2 separate regions of the Homo sapiens genome follow, and region 1 is linked to region 2. A link is a loop called in an ENCODE intact Hi-C map of the cell type or tissue named here. Cell type or tissue: PC-9. All regions are shown on one strand. Links, peaks and the distances in the headings refer to the core of each region. The heading gives the core; the rest is flanking DNA.

Evidence for each region. Hi-C counts contacts between places; a loop is a spot of excess contacts. Peaks named below come from ENCODE experiments on the same cell type or tissue, not always from the same donor. Only the 100,000 strongest peaks of a DNase experiment are listed, where the experiment ranks them.
Region 1: a loop joins it to region 2, with 9 times the contacts of the local background. A loop is called at or near these places in 4 of 110 quality-filtered maps.

Annotation. Positions count from the first base shown.
Region 1 is chr1:28,122,146-28,138,503 of GRCh38, forward strand. No RefSeq gene overlaps it. Among named protein-coding and RNA genes, the nearest start is that of EYA3, 42 kb to the left of the region's middle. RefSeq lists an enhancer at 12,753-12,802. In PC-9, for the core only: no CTCF peak of the experiment used is centred there; a DNase peak (open chromatin) is centred at 7,226; H3K27ac peaks cover 1,953 bases.
Region 2 is chr1:28,188,157-28,201,096 of GRCh38, forward strand. DNAJC8 (DnaJ heat shock protein family (Hsp40) member C8) reads right to left here. Exons shown (of 9, transcript NM_014280.3): 9 at 12,122-12,940. It also overlaps a transcript of PTAFR not described here. Among named protein-coding and RNA genes, the nearest start is that of PTAFR, 18 kb to the left of the region's middle. RefSeq lists an enhancer at 9,136-9,185 and a silencer at 11,509-11,838. In PC-9, for the core only: no CTCF peak of the experiment used is centred there; DNase peaks (open chromatin) are centred at 5,785 and 9,015; H3K4me3 peaks cover 864 bases; H3K27ac peaks cover 440 bases.

The sequences.
Region 1 (16,358 bases), core at 3,536-11,535, 67 kb before region 2:
TACAGAAGGATGTGTGTCGGTTATATGCAAATATTGCACTATTTTACATAAGATATTTCAGCATCCACATATTTTGGAATCATGGAGGCGCTAGAATCAATCCCTGGTGGATATCGAGGGATGACTGTGTATTCATTCAAGCAACAAAAAGAAAGCCTCATGGCTGGAGTAAGAGTCAGGGACAGTAGTGATTGGGCAAGAGCCAAATAACCATGGGGCTTGGTAAGGAATTTGGATGTTATTTTAGGCATAATAGGAAACTGGAAACTACTGAAAGGTTTTTTTGTTTTGTTTCATTTTGTTTTGAGACAAGGTCTCACTCTGTCACCCAGGCTGGAATGCAGTAGCACAATCACAGCTCACTGCAGTCTTCACATCTTGGGCTCAAGTGATCCTCCCATCTCAGCCTCCCGAATAGCTGGGATTACAAGCATGTACCATCACACCTGGCTAATTTTTGCATTTTTAGTAGAGATGGGGTTTCTCCATGTTGGTCAGGCTGGTCTCGAACTCCTGGCCTCAAGTGACCTGCCCGCCTCGGCCTCCCAAAGTGCTGAGATTACAGGCGTGATCCACCACGCCCCACCATGGAAACTACCAAAAGGCTTTGTACAGAGAAACAACACGATATTTTTTATTTATTTATTTTTATTTTTTGGAGACAGGTTCTGGCTCTTCCACCCAAGCTAGAGTGCTGTGGTGTGATCAAGGCTCACTGCAACCTCATTCTCCTGGGCTCAAGTGATCCTTCCACCTCAGCCTCCCAAGTAGCTGGGACCAGAGGCATGTGCCACTGTGGCCCACCAATTTTTTCTTTTTTATGGAGATGGGGTCTCACTGTGTTGCCCAGGCTTACAATCTATGATTTTTTCAAGACAGGGTCTCACTCTGGGCTGGAGTGTAGTCCCATGATCAAAGCTCACTGCAGCCAGGTGCGGTGGCTCACGCCTCTAATCCCAGCACTTTGGGAGGCTGAGGCGGGCAGATCATAAGGTCAGGAGATCCAGACCATCCTGGCTAACACGGTGAAACCCTGTCTCTACTAAAAATACAAAAAATTAGCCGGGCATGGTGGCAGGCACCTGTAGTCCCAGCTACTCAAGAGGCTGAGGCAGGAGACTGGCGTGAATCCGGGAGGCAGAGCTTGCAGTAAGCCGAGATCACACCACTGCACTCCAGCCTGGGCGACAGAGTGAGACTCTGTCTCAAAAAAACAAAAACAAAAACAAAAACAACTCACTGCAACCTGGAACTCCTTGGCGCAAGCAATCCTCTCGCCTCAGCCTCTGGAGCAGCTGGGGTAACAGGCACAAGTCACTGTGCCTGGCTCAACAACACAATCTTATTACATTATTAAAAGATCACTCTAGCCGCTGTGCTAAGAATGGATTGTGTAGGAGGTAAGGGGAGAAGTGGAGAGAATGTTGCAATAGTCCAGGCGAGAGAGAATGATGGCTACAACAGGAGCAGCAGTGGAGGGGGTGGTGAGGAGGAGCAGGAGTCTGGATTTATTTGGAAGGTTCCATTTCCTGGTTTTAGTTCCTCATCAGACCTGTCTACTTCCTGCCCCCGTGTTCATCCAAATTTCCCCCTTTTTCCTCCCTCTAAATGTCCATTCTGCTTAGGCTAGCGTATGGGAAGGATTCTGCTATTTGCAACCAAACCATCCTGACTAGGCACCTTGGCTCTCCAGACTGATCTAATTCACCACTCCCCATGACATGACCTGGTTTCATGCTCCCTGTGTTAAGCAAAGTGTTTTCTGTTGTGAGTAATACACACAGGAATTAACAAACCTCCTGTGGGTAACATTTCTTCAGGAGAATTTTCAAAGGAAGCAGTCCAAGATTTTGTTTGTTTTTTTTTTTTTGAGATGGAGTCTCGCTCTGTCCCCCACGCTGGAGTGCAGTGGCGTGATCTCGGCTCCCTGCAACCTCCGCCTCCCGGGTTCAAGCGGTTCTTCTGCCTCAGCCTCCCGAGTAGCTGGGACTACAGGCGCCCGCCACCATGCCTGGCTAATTTTTTGTATTTTTAGTAGAGACGGGGTTTCACCATGTTAGCCAGGATGGTCTCGATCTCCTGACCTCGTGATCCGCCCGTCTCGGCCTCCCAAAGTGCTGGGATTACAGGCGTGAGCCACCGCGCCCGGCCAGCAGTCCAAGATTTATTTTATGATGTGGGAAAAATGCTTAAATCATATGTCACCTCCAGTTGTACCTACAACATTAGATAAGAGGTAGAGATCATAGTAAGAGGTGCCAGCTGGGCACGGTGGCTCATGCCTGTAATCCCAGTGCTTTGGGGGGCTGAGGTGGGTGGATCACCTGAGGTCAGGAGTTCGAGACCAGCATGGCCAACATGGCAAAACCTCGTCTCTTCTAAAAATACAAAAATTAGCCAGGTGTGGTGGTGCACGCCTGTAATCCCAGCTACTCAGGAGGCTGAAGCAGGAGAATCTCTTGAACCCAGTGAGCCAAGATCCTGCCATTGCACTCCAGCCTGGGCTATAAGAAGAAAACTCCATCACAAAAAAAAAAAAAAAAAAAAAAAAAAGAGGTGCTAAAATATATAGCCAATACTCGGCGGGTGTGGTGGCTCAGGCCTATAATCCTGACCTCAAGGGATCCACCCACCTCGGCCTCCCAAAGCACTGGGATTACAGCAAAGTGCTGGGATTACAGCAAAGTGCTGGGATTACAGGCATGAGTCACTACACCTGGCCTCCATTAATATGTATGTATGTATGTATGTATTTTTTTTTTTTTTTTTTGAGACGGAGTTTCGCTCTTGTCGCCTAGGCTGGAGTGCAATGGCACGATCTCGGCTCACTGCAACCTCTGCCTCCCAGGTTCAAGTGATTCTCCTGCCTCAGCCTCCCGAGTAGCTGGGATTACAAGTGCCCGCCACCACGCCCAGCTAATTTTTGTATTTTTAGTAGAGACAGGGTTTCACCATGTTGGCCAGGCTGGTCTCAAATTCCTGACTTCAGGTGATCCATCCACCTCGGCCTCCCAAAGTGCTGGAATTACAGGCATGAACCACTGCTCCCGGCCTAATATTTCTTAAACACCTAGCATCTGTCAGAAGCTAGGGATACAACAATGACAGAGACAGATATGTTCCCCGCCTCCATGGAGTTTATATTTTAGTAAGAAAGACAGACAGTAACAAGTAAAAATGCCAAAGAAGAAAAACGCGAAGCAATGCAAGTGATAATCTAATGAAGGAAAAAAGCAAGGAGTTGCTAAGATGGAAAAAAAGACTAATTCTTGTGAAGTTAAATACAATTAGCTTGAACTCACAGCCCTTGGAGAGTGAGAAACAAGAGTCCCTCTAGTATTTCAGCATGTAGTTGAGGATGGAGGGCAATGAATCTCTGGCTTCTGGTCTACTCTGGCTCCAGTTCCCGTCTCTTGGATTCTTAACTCCCTGCCATCAACCAGATTCCTGGGATGAACAAGCAAGACATTGAGAATCGTATAGTACCACCTGGTTCTGTACTCGAGCCCATTATCAGCATTTTTTTTTCCTGGCAGATCATTTTCCACCATTCCTTTCCATCAGTGGGCTTCCTAGGGTTGATGGCATACTGAATCCTCCCTAAGCCAGCCACACCCTCTTGTCTAGAACTGTCCTCAGAGTATGGGCAGAATAGTATAGGGGTTCAGAATCCCCACCCTGCCACTTACTAACTATGTAACCAGAAGCAAGCGACTTAAGTCTCTCTATGCCCCAGTTTTCTAGTCTTTTTTTTTTTTTTTTTTTTGGAGACGGAGTCTTGCTCTGTCACCCAGGCTGGAGTGCAATCGTGTGATCTCGGCTCACTGCAACCTCCGCCTCCCAGGTTCAAGCAATTCTCTGCCTCAGCCTCCCAAGTAGCTGGGATTACAGGCGCCCGCTACCACACCTGGCTAATTTTTTGTATTTTTAGTAGAGACGGGTTTTCACCATCTTGGCCAGGCTGGTCTTGAACTCCTGACCTCATGATCCACCCTCCTCAGCCTCCCAAAGTGCCAGGATTACAGGTGTGAGCCACTGCACCTGGCCTTTCTGGTTTTAAAATGGGATTATTAATATTCCTAACCTCATAGAGTTAATAGATGTAAAGCATTTAGAGTCGTGTCTGGCTTATTAATAAATGTTAGCAATCATTCTTATTTAGCACTTTTCCATGGAAGGCACTGCAATAGCTACCTTATGTACTATAGCTCATTGAATCTTCTCAAGGTCATGCAAGGCAAGTGGTATTACCCCATTTGCAGATTGGAACACTGAGGCTCAGAGTGGTCAAGGCATTGTTTTGCTCAAGTTTCCACAACCAAGAAGTAGCTGACCTGGGATTTAAACCTGGGAAGGTGACATTGAATATTTCCCCCTCCTTCCTCCACATTATTCTGCCTACCCCGGAGACGAGTTTCACACCTCCTTTCCTCAGCCTCTCTTGGTCTTGGGTGAATTCATCCTCTTTCCAAGACATGTTTTGCCAGTCAAGCCCTTGAAGGTCCTTTCAGGTCCATGAAGCTGATTGCTTTTAAATGTAGGTCCCTTAGGAGATGACTTCATCTCAATCTTCCAATCCTCTCATTTTATATATAGAGAGAAACTTAGTCTCACCATCTTTTATAATTTTCTACAGAAATTAAAGTTTCTCTTCTGAATTATAAAGTCATGATAAAACGTATCTTCCAAAGGACGTAGGAATTGATCTGAAATTTCATCAAAAGTTTATCTCAAACGTTAAATCATGATCATTCTGGGGCACTTCCACATTCCAGATCTACAAGTGTCAAAGCTAAGGGAACTGAACAAAATATATAGAACTGTATATCTCAGAAAAGAGAAGTAGCAGCAGTTGACAGGAAGAGCAACATCCTCAATTTTCAAGATATTTACAAAGTTTGTGTGTGTTTTTCTCTTCCTAAGTTCCCTCTTCAAAGAAAATTATTCCTCCCCAGTTCCAATAAACTTTTGCTGACCAGCACAACCTGTCCACCTTTGCTATTAAAGGGACAAAAAGTAAGTCAGCTATGAGGCACCTTATATATTAGTAAAAACTAAAAATAATTATAACAGTCAGTGCTGGCAAGGATATGACAAAACTAGTATTTACATAATTTGCTGGTGGTGGTGTAACTGTCACAACCCTTCAAAAAGAACTTTGGCAATATATTTCACCGGGTGGTAATTCCTTTCCCAGAACTTTATTATAACTAAATTATAATAAAGGGGAAACAAAGTAGCAAAAACCTGGAAATGACTTGCATGTCACGTGTTTTGAGCACTTACTTTGTAGCAGGTTCTATGTTATACACTCAACACAAATAATCTCATTTAATCCTCAAAACAATTCTAGGAGGGATATGCTATTTTACTCCTTGTATTCTGAATGGGGAAACTGGGACTACAAGGAATAAAGTAATTTTCCCATGGCTCAACAGCTGTAGGGCAAGGGAGGGTTTAAATCATTGAGGAACAATGAAGATACAGAATTCTTCTTCCTTCTACAGTAGTGTATGGAGAAGGGGCATGGATGGCCACTTCTCAAGCCTCTACAATGTGCTAGTTACTGTAGATTGGTTGTCTCATTAAAGCCTCTCATCTTCAAGATAGGAGATCAATAGACTCTTTGACAAGTGTGGAAACTGATACTAAGAAAGGGGAAGTGGTCAACTCAGTCAGACAACAAGTGATCACTGTCCCAGAATTCTAGCCCAGCATGTCTGATTCTAGAGTCCATGCTCCTTCCTCAGGCTGTCTCTTTAAGAAAGACTCAAAATATAGTAACTGAAGTCAATTCAGGCATGGGGAATGTTGGGCTGGTGGAGATGGGGAGGATGTTTGACCGCTGAGCCTAGAGGACACTGACCTATCTCCAGAGGCACTTTCTGGGAAATCAGACAGCCCTAGGTTTGGGATCCAAGGAGGAGTGGGAACATGGTATAGCCTTAGCAGGTCTTTAACCGAGGCAGCTAAGAGGCAGGTAATATGCAAAGTCTGAGGCTATGTTCAGTCACAACTGGAGAACTAAATAGAAAAATTGAGGCAGAATCTCAGTCAAGGACCATAGCAGCATGGGAGAAGAAGAAGACGGCAGCATTGTGATTTGTGGGTTTCCAGAAGTACCCTCCAATACTCCATGGCCTTTTCCTTTTTTTTTTTTTTTTTTTGTAATTCAACTTTAAGTTCTGGGGTACATGTGCAGGATGTGCAGGTTTGTTACACAGGTAAACATGTGCCATGGTGGTTTGCTGCATAGATCAAGCCATCACCTAGGTATGAAGCCCCCCCTCCATTAGCTATTCTTCCTGATGCTCTCCCTCCCCACTCCATGGCCTTTTCTGTGTCCACAACGGCTTTCCCCACAGGAGAAAAGGGGCAAGATCACAGACCATGACAATATCTTGCCCCTTTCTAGGGATCACCCTCCTGTCCACCAGACCAGAAGCAAATGGATACAGGAGGCAAAACTGGTCCTGGGGCCGGGCGCGGTGGCCCACATCTGTAATCCCAGCACTTTGGGAGGCCAAGGCAGGCAGATCACGAGGTCAGGAGTTCAAGACCAGCCTGACCAACATGGTGAAACCCCGTCTCTACTAAAAATACAAAAAAAATTAGCTGGGTGTGGTGGTGTGTGCCTGTAATCCCAGCTACTCAGGAGGCTGACTCAGGAGGCTGAGGCAGAAGAATCACTTGAACCCGGGAGGCGGAGGTTGCAGTGAGCTGAGATCGCGCCACTGCACTCCAGCCTGGGCGACAGAGTGAGACTCCATCTCAAAAAAACAAAAAATAAAAATGGTCCTGGAATCTCCCACCCCACCTAACCACACCCACGCCCTTGCTGGGCTTGGTCCAGGATGTAAACTGGGTGGGCTGACAGGAGAGACCTCGAAGGAAGGGGCTGGGAAGGCTGAGGAAGCAGACTCAGGGGAAGAAAACTCCTCATCACGGACTTGTTCTCTGCCCTGGGATGTTAGCACATGAAACAAGAGGCTCCATTCACATCTCCAAGACTCTTGCCCTCTGTTCCCTTAAGCCCATAGCACACCTTTCCTTCCTTCCTGTGTAGATCACAAGGGGACCAGGGAAGGGATTGCACAGCAGGATACAAATGAGGAAAACTGGGCTCAAGCTTCTGTTCCACCCACAAGGGCCACTGTGCCCTGAGTCATGTTCCCAGCAACGAGAAAACCTAGAGTGCATCCAGGGGTGAAATCTTCCTGGGGAAAGGCACTCAAGATGGATGATTCACTCTCCTGAGTGCAGAATGAGGTGTCAAGGTGTGTGGTTCTAAGAACCTTGTCAAACAGATCAGACTCACCTTGGAAAGACAGTGCCTCCACCCCAGAGGCACCATCTCCCATAGTCAGCCCCAGCCCAGCCAAGGTGGATGAAGATGACCAGATTCTGGGGAACAGAGGGCAAGAAGAATGGGAAGTATGAAAATACCCAGTACTGGCTGGCCGCGTTGGCTCACACCTGTAATCCCAGAACTTTGGGAGGCCAAGGCGGGCAGATCACCTGAGGTCAGGAGCTCAAGACCAGCCTGGCCAACATGGCAAAACCCTGTCTCTACTAAAAATGCAAAAATTAGCCAGGCGTGGTAGCACATGCCTGTAATCCCAGCTACTCGGGAGGCTGAGGCAGGAGAATCGCTTGAACCCGAGAGGCAGAGGTTGCAGTGAGCCAAGATTGTGCCACTGCACTCCAGCCTAGGTGACAGAGCCAGACTCCATCTCACACACACACACACACACACACACACACACACACAAAAGATAATGTTTACTTAGTACTCACTGTGTGTCAGGTATTATTCTATGCCTTTTACTTAATCCTTAGGGCAACCCCATGCAGTAGATGATAATGTCACTCCCATTTTACAGATGAGAACCAGGTCACAGAGAAGTTCAATGACTCACCCAGGGTCACACAGCTACTAAGTGGCAAGGCCAGAATCTGAACCAAGGTAGTCTGGCGCCAGAGACTGTGCCCATAACCATTTCACCAGTGATTACCTAGCTATGCCTAGCTGGTCATCTAGTGATTACCTAGTTATGCCTAAGGAATAACCTGGAATGGGGGTTTTATCCTTCTCTCTTGCTGCATATCAGCACTCTGTGGCAGAAAATGGTCATAGGCAGCTCCTGAGTTCCTATCTCCCCTATTTAAGACTGAACCTGGAATTCCAGATTCCCAGGAAAGGGACTCTGATGGGCCAGTGCGAGTCAGATCCATCCATACCCCTAATCCAATCAGTCGGGCAGGGTTGAGGGACACAGATTCACATAGTTATAGAAGCCCCATCGTATCAATCATGTGACAACGGCAGGGACGATTACCAGAAAGATGGGGAGGATGCACTGAAAAGTCACCGCAAAAGGTTTCCACTGTAGGAAACTGAGGCTCAGGGAGTTGAACAATTTGCTCAAGATCACCCAGAGTTAATGAAGCCCAGATTCTAACTCATTTTGTTTTTTTCCTCCAAATCTAGGTCCTTTTCTCCATACCACCCAGCCTCCCCACAAAAAGGGAGATACCTTGGTTAGATGCCTAAGGTAAGTTCACAAGTTAATTTTCATTTAACCAGTGTTCTTTAAGCACCTGTTATGTATCAGGCACTGTTCTAGGCACTGAGGTTACATAAACAGATAAAATCTTGTCTGAAATAAAGGCAAGGTAAAAAACAAAAAACGACAACAGAGAATGAAGGCGCCAGCTCTCGTGGAGCTGACATTCTACTGAATCCCTTGAGTGAGGACAGAGGCCTCTCCTCAAGAACTGCTCCTTCAGCTGGGTCCCAGGTGGTGTGAAACATGGAGAGAACTTGGGTTTTGATGTCTGTTGTAGACATTGGCTCCTTTTATTGGCATGAACTATTCCCTTGTAGATTGCACAAGTGGCACCGATTCTTCACCTTTCTCTGTATCCACACCCTTTGTCACAAAACTTCGCGGTGCTCTGATTCTGGGCTTAGTCATGTGACTTGCAGTGGCTCGTGCCTGTAATCCCAACACTTTAGAAGGCTGAGGTGGGAGAATCATTTCAGCGCAGGAGTTCAAGATCAACCTGAGAAACAAAATGAGACCCAGTCTCTACATATAATAAAGTTTAAAAAAAAATTAGCTGAGCCCTGCGTGGTGGCTCATGCCTGTAATCCCAGCACTTCGGGAGGCCGAGGCAGGCGGATCATGAAGTCAGATCGAGACCATCCTGGCTAACACGGTGAAACCCTGACTCTACTAAAAATACCAAAAATTAGCCGGGCGTGGTGGTGGGCGCCTGTAGTCCTAGCTACTCGGGAGGCTGAGGCAGGAGAATGGCGTGAACCCGGGAGGCAGAGGTTGCAGTGAGCCGAAATCACGCCACTGCACTCCAGCCTGGGTGACAGAGCGAGACTCCGTCTCAAAAAAAAAAAAAAAAAAAAAAAAAATTGGCTGAGCATGGTGGTGCATACCTGTAATCCTAGATACTTGGGAGGCTTAGCCAGGGGTGATACCCGTGGGCTAAGGGAGGTCCCCAAATGTCAGTGGGACCTCAACCCCGGCCAGTGTCCAGGTTCTTGACCCCATCACAAGAAGGAATTAAAGGATGAATCAAAAAACAGTGAAAGTAGGCTGGACGTGGTGGCTCATGCCTGTAATCCCAGCACTTTGGGAGGCTGAGGCAGGCGGATCACTCGAGGCCAGGAGTTCAAGACCAGCCTGGGCCAGATGGTGAAACCCTGTCTCTACTAAAAATACAAAAATTAGTTGGGTGTGGTAGTGCACACCTATGGTCCCAGCTACTCAGGAGGCTGAGGTGGGAGAATTGCTTGAACACAGAAGGTGGAAATTGCAGTGAGCCAAGATAACCCCACTGCCCTCCAGCCTGGGCAACAGAGGGAGACCCTATCTTAAAAAAACAGTGAAAGTAGGGCGATTTATTGTAAAGTGAAAAGTACACACCCAGGAGAGGGGAGTAAGGGTGGACTCAAGAGAAAGTGCCACACAGTAGAGTTTGAGGTTTCTACCTTTATGGGTTTCTTTAACCAAGAGGTTGAATATTCATTAAGATTCCTGGAAAAAGGTGAAGATTTCTTGGAACTGTGGTGCCACTCATTTTTACACCTAATATGGGTGTTCTCAGAACTGTCACAGCGCTGGTGGGTGTGTAATTTGTATGTTAATAAGCATATAATGAGGTCCTGGGAGAAACCTAGGTCAAATCCAGTTTCACGTTGGGTCCAGTTGGTCTCAGCCAGCTTGGCCCACACCCTGGTTTTTCAGGGTCTTATCCCCTAGCTTCTGCAGCTATTTCAACGGTTTCATTTTGCTAGTCATGTGAAACTGCTGCCTGGAGTTTTCTATTCTCCTGTGACCACCGTGTATTATTCTTGTCTCAGGAGGATTGTTTGAGCCTGGGAGGTCAAGACTGCAGTGAGCTGCCATCGCACCACTGCACTCCAGTCTGGGCGATAGAGCAAGCAAGACCCTGTTTCAAAAAAAAAAAAAAAAGGCATGCAGTTCATATAGCGTTTTTACTTAGCAGCCTCCACCTAGTGAAACCGTCTTTGCAAAAATTATAACAGTGAAAGCGATCTGATCTAACCAACCTCCCTATCTTGCCTTTAACCTCCAATCTGCCCTTGGTCATTCCTGGACTTGGGCCAAGCTAACTTTGGGAGAAATTTAGTTTATAGCTTAAATGATAATAGCCCTTCTCCCAAACGAAATCACCTTGGTAAAACTAATGAAAGACCACCAGGTTAGGAGGATAAGAGAAGCCTGAATTCGGCTAAGATGTAGGCATAAATGATTACCAGCCATTACTCCAGAGGTCACAAGATTTGCAACTTCCTCAATTACTCCTGCAGATAACATCATTATTGTAGAACCTAAGATTGGCTTTGAGTTGTCTTTTCAGGCCTTTGCATTTCTTTTCTCTCTCTCTCTCTCTCTTTTTTTTTTTTTTTTTTTGTTGTTGTTGTTGAAACAGGGTCTTGCTCTGTTATCCAGGCTGGAGTGCAGTGGCATGATCATAGTTCACAATAGCCTCAACCTCCTGGGCTCAAAGGATCCTTCTGCCTTAGCCTCCCCAGCTGGGACTATAGGCATGCACCACCACACTCCGCTAATTTTTTTTTATTTTTAGTAAAGATAGGGTCTCACTATGTTGCCCAGGTATGTCTTGAACTTCTGAACCCAAGCTATCCTCCCACCTTGACCTCCCAAAGTGCTGGGATTACAGGCATGAGCCACTGCACCCAGCCGGCTTTTGCATTCCTGATGACCCGATGGCCCCACTGGACCCACCGACTGGATTTTGGCCCCCACCCATAAGCAGACTCAGCATGCTAGGACCATTTTCCACACCTCTATAATTGCATCCCAGCCAATCAGCAGCACCCATTCCCTAGCCACCCACCTCCCTGCCAAAGGTTATCTTTGAAAAACCTTAGCCTCCAATTTTTCAAGGATACTGCTTTGAGTAATGATAAAACGCTGGTGTCCTGTTTAGCCAGTTCTACATGTGTGAGACTCTTCCTCTATTGCAATTCCCCTATCTCGATAAATCAGCTCTATCTGGGCAGTGGGCAAGAAGAAACCACTGGGCAGTTAAACTAGCAACCTCCATTTAACCCAAAACAAAGGGCCTCCATCCCCCGCACAGTCTGTGTTCCAAGGGATGGGCCAGGGGTTTCAATGTCCTTCATAGATAAGGAGTGAATCTCTGGCTTGGCCACTCCCAGATCCCTCTTGGATCATAGGGTAATTCATAGGGTATGCTTATATTATGACTGTCAGGTGTGTCTGCCATACAACCCTTCTCACACCCCTGCCATCACCCATGAGAACATGCCAGACTTTCCTACTGAAGGAACAGACCCAGATGCCCTAGTCTTCCCAGCCAAGGTCAGACTAAATCAATCAACAGCCAGCCAACCTCCAGATGTGTAGCATGTCCAAAGCAGAACAGCAGAGCTGTCTAGCTGATCACCAGATGTATGAGTGATCTGTGATGAACGATGAATGTTTAAATGCTTCCGAAGCATGTGATTATTTGCTATTTATCACTGTTGTGGAAATAGATAACTGAAATAACCTCCTCTATCCCAATAATGTGTTAATTTCCTTTGTAGCCTTGATTGAAAAGTAACTCCAGATGACCCATTTCATTAAATAATCCATGGAGGACAGGGCCAGAGTTGATTCCATCAGACACCCTCTCCTGAGAATCTGAATTTTGAAACAGTGCGGGCAGGATAGGAGATCTTGTTGGAAATCATTCATCATGGTGGTAGTGGCAGCACTCAGGTGAAAATGTGCCTGCAACCTGATCCTAGGCCTTCCAACTCTCCTTTGGTTCCTGTGTATCCCCAAGCTTGCTTCTCCAGCTACCTACAACTTATTTGAGCCCCACCCACATCCTTCCAATAAATTCTATTTTGCTAAAAATAGGCAGAGGCGATGTCTGTTGCTTGCAACCAAGTATCCTAACTGCTACTCCACCATGTAGACCCTAATTCAAGTCCCAGGCCTGCTATTATACTTAGCAGCTGATCCTTGTCCAGGAATTGTACCCCGCCATTATCATGGGCCCAGGTTCCTTCTATCACTGTTCTACTATTGTGGCCCATAGCTTTCACCTTCAAAGTCACTTCAAGGCATAAGATGGCTGCAGGAGCACCAAATTCCAGGCAAGGAAAAAAAAAGGAGGGAAGAGCAGAAGGGGATTATAGCTGAGTAAGCTTCTTTGAAGCACTATTTCCAGATGACCTATCAACTCTTTCACTTTTAGGAGACCAGAATATTCTACCTCCCCACCTCCAAATATGCCTCTTTTGCATAAGGACTATTCTGAGCTGAAGGCAATTGAGAAGAAGCAGATACAACAAAAGGTCTCTACCCTCCCCCATTAGCCTAAAAGCAAGACATAAGTTTACAAAGGCAAAGGTGTCCTTCCTCCCCTCCCAACCACGAGAAACAGAGGTTGATCTCTGAAGACAACTTTAGACCCTCATTTGCTGGAAGAAGACACCAAAGGAATCTATGTGACAAACTTTACTAACTAGCCTTTACCTACTATTTATTTGCCTTCCCCAAATTTGCTTCCCCAGGGGACTCAAAAGTCCTTTTCTGGCCAGGCACGGTGGCTCACACCTGTAATCCCAGCACTTTGGGAGGCCGAGGTAGGTGGATCACCTGAGGTCAGGAGTTCGAGAGCAGCCTGGCCAACATGGTGAAACCTCGTCTCTACTAGAAATACAAAAAATTAGCCAGGCGTGGTTGTGGGTGCCTGTAATCCCAGCTACTCGGGAAGCTGAGGCAGGAGAATCACTTGAACTCGGGAGGCGTAGGTTGCAGTGAACCAGGATTGCGCCACTGCACTCCAGCCTGGTCAACAAGAGCGAAACTCCGTCTCAAAAAAAAAAAGTCCTTTTCCTTTGCCTTGTCACTTTTCCAAAACTTTACTGTTCTTTGTTGAAAATTCTCCATAAGCCTGAATTCAAAGCCACCTCTTTGCGACTTACTCAACCCCTGGGTAGCTCTCTTGTGAACATGAGGTATGCATGTTAATAGACTTCTGTTTATTTTTCTCGTCTTCTGTTACCAGGTTGTGTCCTAGTTAAGAACTATGAAGGGTAAAAGAGGAAGTTCTTTTTCCTCCCCTACAACTTACAGCTCATTGACCATAACTTAGTCACAGGGCTACACCTAGCTATAAGGAATGTAATCTTTCGGCTAGGTGCATTGCCAGCACCTAGATTAAAAACAGGGTTCTTCTACTTAGGAACAGGGAGACAATAGATATTAGGCAACACGCCTTCTTGCTGCAGCTAATTGCTCATGTTCAACAGTATGTATAATAATTCTTAACAGATTATAAAATGATTTCCTCTCCATTACCTTCCCAAGTTGGGCGGTGGTTTGTGCCTGTAAATCTCAGCTACCCAGGAGGCTGAGGCAGGAGGATCATTTGAGGCCAGGAGTTTGAGTCTATTACCTCCCCAGAGCCTCCTAACATATTCGTGCAGTAGTTGCCATTATCTTCATTTTTACAACTGGGGAAACTGAGGTTCAGAGATAGACAATCAGTTACCTAAGGCCAAACAACTAGTGACGTCAGAACTAGGAGACAAATCCAGCTCTAACTCCAAGGTCCATGGTCTTCCCCATTGCCCCTCTTGCCCTCCTGAGCTTCTTTTGGCTGCTGCTGTAGTTAAAGGTCATTTATTGTGAAACATCCCTAATGTTAGGAGCCATTAACAGGCCACACATAAGATCAAGTGTAAGCAAATTGACTATGGAGAGCTGTCGTCTTCTCTTTCCTTTCTAGTGCTCCTCTCTCTCTCCCCAGTGCCCACAGAATACATGAATGTATGTGAAGTTACTTCTGGAATGCTGCCCTCTCCGGCCAACCTGTAGCCTGGGGCAACATTTGTGCCCACTGGGCTGATAAGGGAGGGACATCAGCAGTTACCTAAGGAGAGACAAGCTCTCTGTAATTCAAGAACAATCAATGACCCATCCCAAGTGTTAAATTATCCACATCTTAGAAGAGTGAAGAGAAGGGAATTGACATTATACCCATTTTACATATAAGGAAACTGAGGCAAATGCCCAGGATCACATAGCCAGCAAGTGTCAGGCCTGAGATTCAGGATGATCTCGATCTCCTGACCTCGTGATCCTCCTGCCTTGGCCTCCCAAAGTGCTGGGATTATAGGCGTGAGCCACCGCACCTGGCCCAGAGTTTTATTATTACTCAAATCAGTCTCCCCGAGCATGTGGGGATCAGAGATTTTAAGGATAATTTGGTGAGCTGGGGAAGGCCAGTGAGATGAGAGTGCTGATTGGTCAGGTCAGTGATGAAATCATGGGAAGGTGAAGCTGTCCTCTTGGGCTGAGTCAGTTCCTGGCGGGGGGGCCACAGATCAGATGAGCCAGTTTATAGATCTGGATGGTGCCAGCTGATCCATAAAGTGCAGGGTCTGCAAAATATCTTAAGCACTGATCTTAGGAACAGTTTAGGGGAGGTCAAAATCTTGTAGCCTCCAGCTGCATGACTCGTAAACCATAATTTCTAATCTTGTGGCTAATTTGTTAGTCCTACAAAGGCAGTCTAGTCTTCAGGCAAGAAGGAGGTTTGTTTTGGGAAAGGGCTGTTATTGTCTTTGTTTTAAACTATAAACTAAGTTCCTCCCAAAGTTAGTTCAGCCTGTGCCCAGGAAGGAACAAGGACAGCTTAAAGATTAGAAGCAAGATGGAGTCGGTGAGGTTAGATCTCTCACTGTCTCAGTCATAATTTTGCACAGGCAGTTTCAATCCCCTCTTCCCTTTGTGTAAGTTTTTTTTTAATTGTGGTAACATATAATGTACCATTTTAACCATTAAGTATACAGCTCAGCACATTAAGAATATTCGTATTGCTGTGCAACCATCACCACCATGCATTTCCAGAACTTTGACCTTTCCAAATTGAAACTTTGTACCCATTAAACACTAACTCTCCATTTCCCGTTCTCTCCATGGCAATCATTGTTCTACTTTCTGTCTCTACAAATTTGACTACTCTGGGTACTGTATATAAGTGGAATCATACAATATTTGTCCTTTGTATCTGGCTTATATTATTTAACATAATGTCTTCAAGGTCCTTCCATCTTTGTAGCAAATGTCAGAATTTCTTTCCTTTTTAAAACGGATTAATTTTTTGTTGTTGTTGTCAGAGTGGTGCTCTGTCACCCAGGCTGAAATGCAGTGGCGTGATCTTGGCTCATTGCAACCTCTGCCTCCTGGATTCAAGCAATTGTCCTGCCTCAGCCTCCTGAGTAGCTGGGATTACAGTTACACATCAACATGCCCAGCTAATTTTTTTTTTTGTATTTTTAGTAGAGATGGGGTATCTCCATGCTGGCCAGGCTGGTCTCAAACTCCTGGCCTCAAGTGATCCACCTACCTTGGCCTTCCAAGATGGTGGGATTACAGGCGTGAGGCACAGCTCCCACCAATTTTTTTTTTTTTTTTTTGAGACAGGGTCTTGCTCTGTCACCCAGGCTGGAGTGCAGTGGCACAACCACAGCTCACTGCAGCCTTGATCTCCTGAGCTCAAGTGATCCTCCTGCCTCAGCCTCCTTGAGTAACTGGGACTACAGGTGCATGCCACTTTACCCAGCTAATTTTTTTTTTTTAAGTAGAGATGAGGTCTTTCTATTTTGCCCAGGCTGATCTCAGACTCCTAGTCTCAAACGATCCTCCTGCCTTGGCCTCCCAAAGTGCTGGGATTGAGTCATGAGCCACCACTCATGGCCTGAATAATGTTTAATTGCGTGTCTATACCATATTTTGTTCATTCATTCCTCAGTGGACATTTGCGTC
Region 2 (12,940 bases), core at 4,183-12,182:
CAAAAATGGCTGGGAGCAGTGGCTCACACCTGTAACCCCAGCACTTTGGGAGGATGAAGCTGGCAGATCGCTTGAACCCAGGAGTTCGAGACCAGCTTGGGCAACGTATCAAGACGCTGTCTCTACTAAAAATACAAAAACTAGCCTGGTGTGATGGTGCACGCCTGTAATCCCAGCTACTTAGGAGGCTGAGGCATGAGAATCACTTGAGCCCAAGAGGCAGAGGTTGCACTGAGCCAAGATCTTGCCACTGCACGCCAGCCTGGGTGACAGAGGGGGACTCTGTCTCAAAAAACAAACAGGCTGGGTACAGTGGCTCATGCCTGTATCCTAGCACTTTGGGAGGCCAAGGCAGGAGGATCATCTGAGGTCAGGAATTCGAGACCAGCACGGCCAACGTGGTGAAACCCCGTCTCTACTAAAAATACAAAAAATTAGCTGGGTGACAGGCCCCTATAATCCCAGCTATTCAGCAGGCTGAGGCAGGAGAATCCCTTGAATCCTAGAGGTGGAGGAACCCGGGAGATCGCACCACTGCACTCCAGCCTGGGCAACAAGAGTGAAACTCCATCTAAAAAAAAACAAAAACCAAAAACTGATGAAGAGTCACAAATCAGAAGATATTTGCAACATATATAACAAAGAATTTTCAGGCATTGCATAATATAAATTTTAGAAGTCAACAAAAGAAAAACCCAATAGAAAAATGAGTCAATAAAGGAATAGGCAATTCACAGAAGGAAAAGCCCAAATGACCGAGAAATATAAAAATATAGTCAACATTTCAGGAAATCAGGAGCCTAAGTTAAAACAATCACCACCCACCTGAATAGAAGAAATTCAAGTCTGGCAGTTCCAAGTACTGGAGAGGATACAGAGCGATGGAAACTCTCATTACCCTGCCAAAAGACAGTGCAACTGCCACTACTATTTTGGAAGTTAATTTCATAATCAATGCTTGCCAGATGTTGTGCCAATTAAAAGAAAAATAAAATAATAAAAAATAATAGTTGTACAATAAAGTTGAAAATGTGCACATTCTTCCTAGGTATTTACCAAAAATATTAAACACAGAAATAAGGAAACAGACATTTGTATGATTCTTCAGTGCGATCCTGTACATATGTTAAAATGAGAAGAGCTGCATATAATAACAAAGATAATAAACATAATGCGGCCGGGCATGGTTGCTCATGCCTGTAATCTCAGCACTTTGGGAGACGGAGGCGGGCAGATCACGAGGTCAGGAGTTCGAGACCAGCCTGTTCAATATGGTAAAACCCCATCTCTACTTTTTAATACAAAAATTAGCCGGGCATGGTGGCGCGCGCCTGTAGTCCCAGCTACTCATGAGGCTGAGGCAGGAGAATCGCTTGAACCCAGGAGGTGGAGGTTGCAGTGAGCCGAGATGGTGCCCCTGCACTCCAACCTGGGCAACAGAGTGAGATTCCGTCTTTAAATAAATAAATAAATATAAATAAACATAATGCGATACTAAAAAAGCATGTTGCAGAGGATAAATTATACTTTTTGAGACAAGCTCATGCACTCCAGGCTGGAGTGCAGTGGCATGATCTTGGCTCACTGCAACCTCCACCTCCTGGGCTCAAGGCGTCCTCCCACCTCAGCCTCCCGAGTAGCAGAGACTACAGGTGCACACCACTGTGTCCAGCTAACTTTTGTATATTTTGTAGAGACAGGGTTTCACCATGTTGGTCAGGCTGTTCTCTAAATCCTGGAATCAAGTGATCTGCCTGCCTTAGTCTCCCAAAGTGCTGGGATTACAGGCATGAGCCACCATGCCTGGCCAAATAACATTTATTTTTTTTGAGATGGAGTTTTGCTCTTGTTCGTTGCCCAGGCTGGAGTGCAGTGGTGCAATCTCGGCTCACTGCAACCTCCACCTCCCAGGTTCAAGCGATTCTCCTGCCTCGGCCTCCCAAGTAGCTAGGATTATGGTCATGTGCCACCACGCCCGGCTAATTTTGTATTTTTAGTAGAGACGGGGTTTCTCCATGTTGGTCACGCTGGTCTCAAACTCCCGACCTCAGATGATCCGCCTGCCTGGGCCTCAGAGTGCTGGGATTACAGGCGTGAGCCACCATGCCTGGCCAGATAACATTTCTTAGCACATTAACACATTATTATGCTGGAGAATGCAATACACATGCATCCACATATAAAGACAAATTCAGGATATGATTACCTCTGGGAAAGAGGGGGTGGAATGAGTGTGGGTACACAGGAGGCTTCTATTACATCTGTAATATTTAACAGTGCAGTGGATACACAACTGTTTTGTAATATTATTCTACAGATTATATTTATCTTGTATTCTATAAGATAAATACATAAGCCTGAGATTGGCAAAGAGAATCTGGAGAATGAGGAAGTGAGAAGTCCAGGAATATGCCACATCATCTATCAGGCTTGCCATTAAGTCGTAGTAGTTAAGAAGGGGTGGTATAGACAATATCAAGGATAGACAATAGTGCAAAATAACAGAATAGAGAAAGAGTCACGGGAGGAAGGGGACTGCTCTAAAACCAGAGGTCTCTGAGAGCCCAAAAGTAACTTAGGCAGCAAGTTCCCAGGGAGACTCCTGGGGATGGACAGCCCTGAATCTTCTCTTCCTCCTCACCACAACCTCAGCTTCTCTCTTGGGCTCTCTCTCCCTCTCTCTCACAGCCTTCCTCAAACTTAGGGAGTTTCAATCTCACCTCTGCCACTTCACAACGGTGTCACCTTGGACAAGTCCCTGGGCCTCCCTGAGCCTCAGAGTCTTCATCTGTGAAGCACTGCCATCCTCACAATGGGATTAGGCCGGTAAAGGACGCCTGGCCGCTATCATTCTCCTCTCTTTTCTCCTCTTCCTCTTCCTCTCCCTCACCCTTTCCCTCCCTTGCTCAGGGCTGAGTCCTGCTGGCCCTCCCTCTTCAGCTCGGGAGCAAAGCAAGACCTGCTCCGCTCCCTATCTTGTAAGAAAGGTCACCGTGGCATGCACTGTATCCTGAGAGGAAGACTCAGAGATGTGGCCAGGCCTCGCGGGGGAGGCCTGACAGGGAGAACAATCCAGACCAGGAAATTCAAAGGCAGGGAGGTCCCTAGAGGTTTAGGGCAGCAGAGGACTTAAGTTGGAAGAAGCCCTAGATGAGGCCGCTGGCTTTGCCTGGGCAGGGGAGGGCCTGGGAAAGCCCACAGAGCCTGGGCACTCTTCATAGACCTAGAAAGCTATGACATTGGTATGAAATGTAACTGTCATGAGTCTAACTCAGTGGTTAAAAGAAACGTCTCCAGCCGGGCGCAGTGGTATATGCCTGTAGTCCAAGCGTTTTGGGAGGCCAGGGTGGGTGGACCACTTGAGCTCAGGAGTTTGAGACCAGCCTGAGCAACATAGCGAAACCTCATCTCTACAAAAAGAAAAAAGAAAAGAGAGAGAGAGAGAGAGAGAGAGAGAGAGGTCTCCTAGAGTAACTCAGGCTTCCTCCAAGAGGGAGATAGGGTGGTTGGAGAACAAGGATAGGAGAGCGTCTTTTCTCTATGTACTCTTTTATATCTATTGAACTTTTAACTTGCTAATTTGTTAACTCTCTCTCTTTTTTTTTTTTAATTAAAAAAAAAAGAGGCCAGGTGTGGTAGCTCATGCCTGCTGCAATCCCAGCACTCTGAGAAGCCAAGGCGAGAGGATCGCTTGAGTTCAGGAGTTCAAAACCAGCCTAGGCAACATGATGAAACCCTGTCTCTACAAAAAAATATAAAAATTAGCTGGTCATGGTGGTGCATGCCTGTGGTCCCAGTTACTCATGAAGGGACTGAGGCGGGAGGATCGTTTGAGCCTGGGGTCTCCAGGCTGCTATGAGCTGAGATCGTGCCGCCACTGCCCTCCAACCTGGATGACAGAGTGAGATTGTGTCTCAATAAATAAATAGTAAAACATTTAAAAAAAAAAAGGTGGACTCTGGGACCAGACTCACCTAAGTTTAAATTCCATTACAGCCTCTTAGTTGTGGTACATTAGGCAAGTTTCTTAACCTCTCTGAGCCTATTTCCATAGTTGTAAAATGAAGATAATAATACCTACTTCATAAAGGTTTTACACAACTGCATAAGATAATACTTGTGGCCGGGCGCAGTGGCTTATGCCTGTAATCCCAGCACTTTGGGAGACCGAGGCGGGTGGATCACCTGAGGTCAGGAGTTCGAGACCAGCCTGACCAACATGGAGAAACCCCGTCTCTACAAAAATAGAAAATTAGCCGGGCATGATGGCACATGCCTGTAATCCCAGCTACTTGGAAGTCTGAGGCAGGAGAATCACTTGAACCTGGGAGGTGGAGGTCGCAGTGAGCCAAGATCACGCCATTGCACTCCAGCCTGGGCAATGAGAGCAAAACTCCGTCTCAAAAAAAAAAAAAAAAAAAAGATAATGTTTGTAAAAGCCTTGGTGTTTGGCTCCCAGGAGGCATGTGGTAAATGCTGGGTTTTTTTTTTGTTTGTTTGTTTGTTTTTAAGACAGAGTCTCGCTCTGTGCCCAGGCTGGAGTGCAGTGGTGGGATCTCAGCTCACCGTAACCTCCGCTTCTCGGGTTCAAGTGATTCTCCTGCCTCAACCTCCCAAGTAGCTGGGATTACAGGCACCCGCCACCATGCCGGGCTAATTTTTGTGTTTTTAGTAGAAACATGGTTTCACCATGTTGGCCGGGCTGGTCTCGAACTCCCGACCTCAGGTGATCCACCTGTGTTTTTATTATCAGTGTGCTCTAAGTCCTAGGGCCATAGGAAGCAGCACTGAGACAGCTGGGAGTGCTAGCTTCTCCTGTCATGCTCTTTAGTGCGGCTGGGACCCCCGGCTCAGCTCTGCCCTTCTTGCTCCACTGTGTGGCCTGGCTGCCAGTGCATGAGCTCGGGAGGGTAAGAAGTGGGGATGGGATTACTGACCTACTGACTGAACAGTAGGGCGGGTGCATCTAGGGGAAGGGGAGTTCTGTGATATGTACAGATGGTTGCATTGCTGTGTGTCTGTGTGTGTGTGTGTGTAGGGAAGATATTTGTGAGACCTTGCGGAGTAGGTTTGTTTGCAGTGAGTGGGTGGAGGGTCTTCCGGGTTGGGGTGTGGATCTGTCAGTGCAGTTGTGCATGTTGTGTGTCTGTAAGGATGTTTTCCCTTGGGTTAGGATCTGCATCATGTGAGGCAATATTGTCCGTTGGTGCCCGTTCGTGTATGTGTATAGGGAGGGTCATGGGTTGTATCTGTGGATGATGAGGGTCTGTTGTGTGTTGTGAAGGGATTCTGTGGGTGACGAGGATGTGTTTTGTGTGGTGTGTGAGGAATGCTGCGTCTGTTGGTGAGTGTGTGTGAATGGCCCTGAGGGGTGAGAGGATTGTGCTGTGTCTGTGGGCAACAAAGACGGGCCATGTGTCCTTGAGGGGGTGCCAACAGGAGGGAAATCAGACATCACCTAGCTCTGTGGACCCTTCCAGAATCTGAGCAGCCCTGGGGATTCTGCAGGGCAGCTAGACAAAGCGGCCGAAACTTAGCCCTTCCCTCAGGCCACCAGCCTCTTACCTGAGAAACAGCAGGGACAATGGTCCAGGCAGTGACAAAGAGGCTGAGGCAGATGGGGGTCCCCTGAGAGCATGTTTCCTGGACGGCTTCTCGGGGAGGTCCTGGATGACTTCTCGGGGAGCTCAGGAAGCAGGTAATGAGTGCACAGGAGGCAGAGGACGGGCCCAGGCACAGGTGTGTGACTCACTCTGCTCTACCCTCCAATGAGCAGCAGCAGGATGAAGGATTAGGAAAGGCCTGCCCCCGGGCTCTGCTGGGTGGGCAGGGCAGCTGAGGCCAGGAAGCCAGCTCCTGGGGCGGGGCCCCAACACCAAGGTCACCGGGAATACCCACATCCAGCCAGGCACACCAGCTCATCCCACAATACTGGGCTGGGCCCCTCTGATGCTGCGCCCCTCTGGGAGGAAGGGCTGGGCTTGGGCTGGCAGGGGAGAGAGGAACTGGGTCCTTTGACTGAGGGGGAGATGAGCCCTGACCTAGAGAAGGTTTTAGCCCTGTCCTCAGGAGCCCCCAGCCTGGGGGAGATGGGGACACAGCCCTGTCCTCAGGAGCCCCAAGCCTGGGGGAGATGGGGACACAGCCCTGTCCTCAGGAGTCCCCAGCCTGGGGGAGATGGGGACACAGCCCTGTCCTCGGGAGCCCGGGCTTCAATTCAATGGGTACAGCCCCAAATCCAGTGAGCCCCAAGTTGATGAAAAAGACCCAAAGCTGCTTTCAGAAGGCACCCTGTCTGAGGGGACACACAGCCAGTTTGCCCACAGGAGGCCAGTACAATGGGTGTGACAAAGCCCTGCCCACAGGTGCCCTCAACAGAAGGGGAGACAGACCTGCCTTCAGAAATGCCCAGCCTCTGGGAAAGAGAAGTTTCTGCCTTCTGAAGCCATATCCGGCTGAGAGGGAGACAAAGCCATCCCTGTCCCCATAGCCATCAGGCTGAGGGAGAAGACAAACCCTTGCACCTCAGAGTTCTGGCAAAAGCCTAGGACTGCACCCAGTGCTCCAGCTTTGCACGTTCTGCACTGAAAGTTACTCTATTTCTATTAATACCTCTCCCCACCGCCCCCTACCACAACCAAAATATTGGGCTTAGCAGGGAGCAGAGGTGTCAGGCCACAGAGGAAAGCAAACTGGGCCATGGCATAGGTGAACATTCTCAAATGCCAGCTCTAAGAATCTGCCAGATGAGGGCTTAACCGCCGCCTCTGGTCCTCAGCTTGAGCCCTGCAGTGAATGTTTTCTGAGCCTATTTCCTGAGTCTGTAAGAGCCACACATACTCCCTACCTCACACTTAGCATGATGACTGGCACGTACCAGGAATTCAGTAAATGAAAATCACTTTATTTACCCAAGCTCCTGTTGAGTGTCCCAGGCTTAGGGGTCAACTCCTTTCCCCACATCAGACTCAGTTGGAGAACTTGTTAAAAATAAAAGTTTAGCCGGGCGGGGTGGCTCACGCCTGTAATCCTAGCACTTTGGGAGGCTGAGGTGAGTGGATCACCCAAGGTCAGGAGTTCAAGACCAGCCTGGTCAACATGGTGAAACCCCGTCTGTACTAAAAATACAAAAATTAGCCAGGCATGGTGGTGGGCGCCTGTAATCCCAGCTACTCGGGAGGCTGAGGCAGGAGAATCGCTTGAACCCAGGAGGTCGAGGTTGCAGTGAGCTGAGATTGCACCATTGCACCCCAGCCTGGTTGACAAGAGTGAGACTCCATCTCAAAAAAATAAAAAATAAAATAAATTAATTAAATAAAGGCTTAGGCCAGGCGTAGTGGTGTATGTCTGTAATCTCATCACTGTGGGAGGCTGCCGTAGAGGATCACTTGAGACCAGGAGTTCGAGACCAGCCTGGGCAACAAATCCAGACCCCATCTCTACCAAGAAAAAAAAAATTAGCTAAGTATGGTGGTTTGCACCTGCAGTCCCAGCTATTTGGGAGACTGAGGTAGGAGGATCGTTCAAGCCCAGGAGATTGAGGCTGCAGTGAGCCATGATTGCAACTGCACTCCAGCCTGGGTGACAGAGCAAGACCCCATTTCAAAAAAAAAAAAAAAAAAAGATTCTGATATAGCAGTGCTGGTGATGGGGCCAGGAAGAGTAAAATTTTAACAAGCACCCAGGCGATTCCAAGGTAGCAGCCCATGGAGCAATACAGGCTTGGAAGGACTCCAGAGGAAGCCAAGGAGAGGAGGGTTCAATCCTTCAGAGGCTGTTTCTAGCTATGCTTGCCTATCTCCCACCAGAGGAATGGCAGCCCCACTAAGCCACAGGTATGTGGTTAGGATAATGGCATCACTGACAGAACCCTAAGCTCTACCCACCCCCCACCTCTTGGAGGACTGGCTGTCCCTGCCTGATGGCTCCATCCCTGGCTGGGTTAAGTTGGGAGCTTGTTAAAGATCCAGCTGTCTGTCTCCCCACCACACACACACATACCCCACCCTGAATCAGAATCTTCAGGGAGATCAGAAAATGTCCTTGTAGGCCAGGTGCGGTGGCTTATGCCTATAATCCTAGCACTGTAGGAGGTTGAGGTGGGAGGACTACTTGAGCTCCGGAGTTCGAGACCAGCCTGAGCAACATAGTGAGGCAGGATAGTTTGAGCCCGGGAGGTTGAGGCAGCAGTGAGCCATGATCATCGTGCCACCACACTGCAGCCTGGGCAACAAAGACCCTGTCTCAAAAAAAAAAAAAAAAAAAAAGAAATGTCTTTTTAACAAGCTTCCCAGGTGTCCTCAATCCTCAGCTCTTTCATCCCTTTATTTAAGCAGGGAACAACCAGCAGGAGTGGGGCAGAGAGGAACGGCCACTGTGCACCCCACTGTGCTGGGCACCTGGCTTCCCTGACCTCCTCAGTCCTCAGGATACCACACACAGTAGAGTCAGGATTCAAACTCCAGTCTGTCTGATGCCAAATGCAGGCATATTGTCTCCATTTGGAAGGTTTGCCTCCATTTGTTTTATAATGAACAGAATCTCACTAATTTGCAAAACAGGAATGGAGACGGTGTTTTTACCCTCATTTTACCAGAGGAGGCAGCTAAAGTCCAGAGAGGGGAAATGATTTGCCAGAGACACAATGCTAATGAGTGGTAGAGCAGAAAACTCAAGGAGGTGGGTGACTTCACGCCCTTTTGCACTCATTCCACAGGGCCCTTGTCGAGCTCCGAGCCCCCAGTTCTAATGGTGAGAAGCACTGATAACCTCCAGCAAGAGGCAGATGATCCAGATGTGCTAGGTTGAGGTTGGGGAGAGGGAGAAGGAAATCTAGAGGGGCAAATCCTGTTTCCTTGAGTTCCACCCTTACAGCAGGCCCAGACCCATCCACAACCTCCCACACATTTCTTCCTACTTCCACTGGGGCCCCAGGGAAGCGGGAGGGGCCAGAAAGTGAAGCTGGCTGTGGCTGCTCCAGGAAGCAGCTGAGAAGCCACAGCCATAGGGTTGCGGGCGTTCAGGTGACTGGAATGCCGAAGGCAACAACAGCTGATGCTTTCTTTCAGTGGTTACAATTTTTTTTTTTTTTTTTTTGAGACGGAGTCTCGCTCTGTCACCCAGGCTGGAGTGCAGTGGCACAAGATCTTGGCTCACTGCCTGCAACCTCCACCTCCGGGGTTCGTGATTCTCCTGCCTCAGCTTCCCAAGTAGCTGGGACACAGGCACGTACCACCATGCCTGCACCACCGTGCCCAGCTAATTTTTTATTTTTAGTAGAGACGGGGTTTCACTATGTTGGCCGGGGTGGTCTCAAACTCCTGACCTCTAGTGATCTGCCTGCATCGGCCTCTCAAAGTGCTCGGATTACAGGCATGAACCACCACGCCCAGCCTACACTTCATTTTAAAGGTGCAGTTCCCACTTTACATACCAGGATGCTGAGGCTCAGAGTTGATGTTACTGGCCCATATGCCGGGTTTCTACCCATACCTGGCTGGCTCCTTCCACCTCACCTCTGCCCACAAAGGTCCTCTTGCCAGCAGTTGGCTCCACAGCTGGGGAGCCTATCTGCTCCACTATTTACAGAAAACAAGAAAAGTGGCTCATCCAGCCTTTCATTTTCTTCTGGGCCCTGGCACTCCTCCAGCAAGCCTTCCCTACCCAGAGAGCTCCCCTTAACCTATTCATGGATGAAGGGGTGGGAGAGGATGGCACTGCCATAGCCACAGCCCCACCCTGGAGGCCGGTCTTGACTGTACTGCCTCAAGTCAATGCCCAGCATACACTCCTCTCCCCAGCCACGTCATCACAGAGATTGCTCCAAGCAGGGTTATGAGAATGGGCTGGGACCACTGCTGATCTTCCCAGTGGGTCTGTCACTAAAATGTGCCAGAAAGTAAGTGGGAAGACTTTGGTCCATCTAGGAAAATACGATGTCCTGACTGAAACCCAAATTCCTCAATATGCCATTACGATCTCCCTGATCTCATCTCACCTCACGTCTGTGCTCTAAGCATAACAAATGTTGTTCAGTCCCATGAATGGGCTATTCTCTTACCTTCTGGGCCTTTGCACATGCCACTCTCTCTGACTGAAACACCTTTCCCTCAAGTCCCACCCCTTCTGTGCCAGACACTGTTGTTTCTAGCAGGCATTCTTTTTTTTTTTTTTTGAGACGGAGTTTCATTGTCGCCCAGGATGGAGTGCAGTGGCGCGATCTCGGCTCACTGCAAGATCCACATCCCGAGTTCACGCCATTCTCCTGCCTCAGCCTCCCGAGTAGCTGGGACTACAGGCGCCTGCTACCACGTCCGGCTAATTTTTTGTATTTTTAGTAGAGACAGGGTGTCACCGTGTTAGCCAGGATGGCCTCGATCTCCTGACCTTGTGATCCGCCTGCCTTGACCTCCCAAAGTGCTGGGATTACAGGCGTGAGCCACCCCACCCGGCCTTTCCAGCAGGCATTCTTTCATCTTTACCAACTTAATTTTATTGGAAACAGGTGCCCAATCCCAAGGAGTAAGGCTTGGTATATTGCCTGTCTGTTCTTCGCAGCTCTCCCAGCCAAACTTACCAAGAGGGGTCCCTGTGACCCATTTTCTAACCAGTGACATCTTCTGGGAAAAATTTTGCTCCCTGGATGACTTATTTCTGTTTGGTAGTTGTTATAAGATGTGGTGCTAGAAACTTCTTGCAACTATGAGATGCCAAACCCTCCACAGAGGACGGAGAAGCATAGTAAGAGCCTGTTTCCCTGGAGGTATTACTGAATGAATGATTCCACCATGAACAATACCTGAAACCACCTGTCTCCACTTATGGAAGTAAAATATTCCTCTAATTCTTTTTGCCAGTTATTCCTTGCAGCCAAAACACTCCTAACTGATGCATCAGCCCCTGGGTTCCAGTTTTTAAAAGGGCCACTTTCTTCAGGAAACATTCCCTGGCTGCTAAAAATGAGATCAAGGGCCCCCTTCTCGGAGCAGTGGACAGTCTTCTTGCCCGTGTGCCCCAGCTGTGAGGCAGGCAACAGGGGTCCTGCAGTGTTCACCACTGTATTTCTAAACCAGCATATTTGTTCAATGAATAAACACACCTGATATGATTTGGATTTGTGTCCCCACCCAAATCTCATGCCCAATTGTAATCCCCCACGTTGGAGGAGGGACCTGGTAAGAGGTCATATGATCCATATGTTTGGATCATAGGGGCCGCCCCCTTTGCTGTTCTTGTGATAGTGAGTTCTTATCTATCACTATCCAGATAGTGAGATCTGGTTGTTTAAAAGCGTACAGCACCTCTCCCTGCGCTCTCTTCCTCCTGCTCCGGCCATGTAAGACGTGCCTCCTTCCTCTTCACCTTCTGCCACAACTGTTAAGTTTCCTGAGGCCTCCCCAGCCATGCTTCCTGTAAAGCCTGTGAAACCATGAGTCAATTAAACCTCTTTTCTTTATAAATTACCCAGTCTCAGGTAGTTCTTCATAGCAGTGTGAGAACTAACACCCATAGCTAATTGCTGGCACAGCCTCCTTGAGGGCAAAGGTAAGTTTGCAGATAGCTGAACTGAACCACCACCACTTAACCTCTAAGGAAGCGGTGTGTGCACCCACATCCTGGACTGAAATGGGGTTGCTTGGCTTTGCTTGGCTAGAAAAGATAATCACTGCCCCCCTAGTCAGGACTGCATTACCTCACGGCATGTATCACTTTTGCAGGGCAACTAAACATTTTCTCCCCCTGCCTTGGTCCAGTTTTAGCCAGAAGCACACCCACCCACCCACCCACTCATCACTGTGCTCTACTTCACATGTGGTTTGGATGTGCTCAGTGGTACTTGGAAGGACAGTAAGACACCCAAGCCTCTGTCCTCTCCCACAGAGAAATGAAAGTTGCACTTCTCATGATACTAAAAGACATGGTGCCTTTCGTAGTCATTGTGCCTGTTTACTCATCTACAAGACATTGCAAAAAGCAAAACTCTAGTTTTGAGTCACCTAGTTTCCTGTATCTTCACATTTCAAGTGTCACCTTTCCCCTTCTCACTTTGGGCCCCTCCTGAGGGCTGATTCTGTCCCTGAAAGCAAGCAGGACATTTAAGCATAGACTGTGAGCTGGACGCTTTCATATATTACTTCATTTAATCCTCAAAACAATCAGTATCTTCATTTTACACAGAAATAATAGGATATTGGCAATACCCAAGGAGCACTATGGTAGTTACCTTGTATATGCCATGGCAAATCTGCCCTAAAAGCTGCTGCAGTAATTCATATTCCCATTTCATAGATGAAGAAACTAAGGTTCAGCCAGGTCTGTCCAACCCCAAAGCATTTTGGGGTTCAGCCAAGCCAGACAAGGGACCCACAAGGGAGAGTACAAGGAAAAGTACATCAATGGCTTGGGTATAAAAATTTATTATACATAAAGAATATTACCACTAACAAATGCAGACAGGCTAGGACATGGTACTGGGTGGAGGACGGCTAGCTCTTTGGAAAGTGAAAGGTTTGGGTGGCGTGGGCCTCATGCCACACTGATTGGTCAGTAGACAGGGGGCACATGCCAAACACCACAGGGCATCAGATGCTGCTCTGTGTGCTCACAAGTGTTCCCTGTCTTATCTGGGCCTTCGAAGGGAGCACACCCAGAAGCGAGCAACTGAAGCGAAGGGGCTTCCTAAGGTGCCCCTTCCAGGCTTGTCTCTGAAGTCACAGCAACACTGTTTTAAGCAGTATGTTTAATTGGATGATTTCCACAAACTATCCACGAAGTTTCTAACCATCACAATTCAGTGAAGTACAAAACACTGAGTTACAGGCTGTGGGAAGAGAAGGCAGCACCAATGGTGGCACCTTCTAATACTGGTTGTTCTAGGGGCAGGGAGAGGGAAAGGTCTTTTTTTAAACCAAGCCCCTCATTTCAATGTACAAAAGAATTA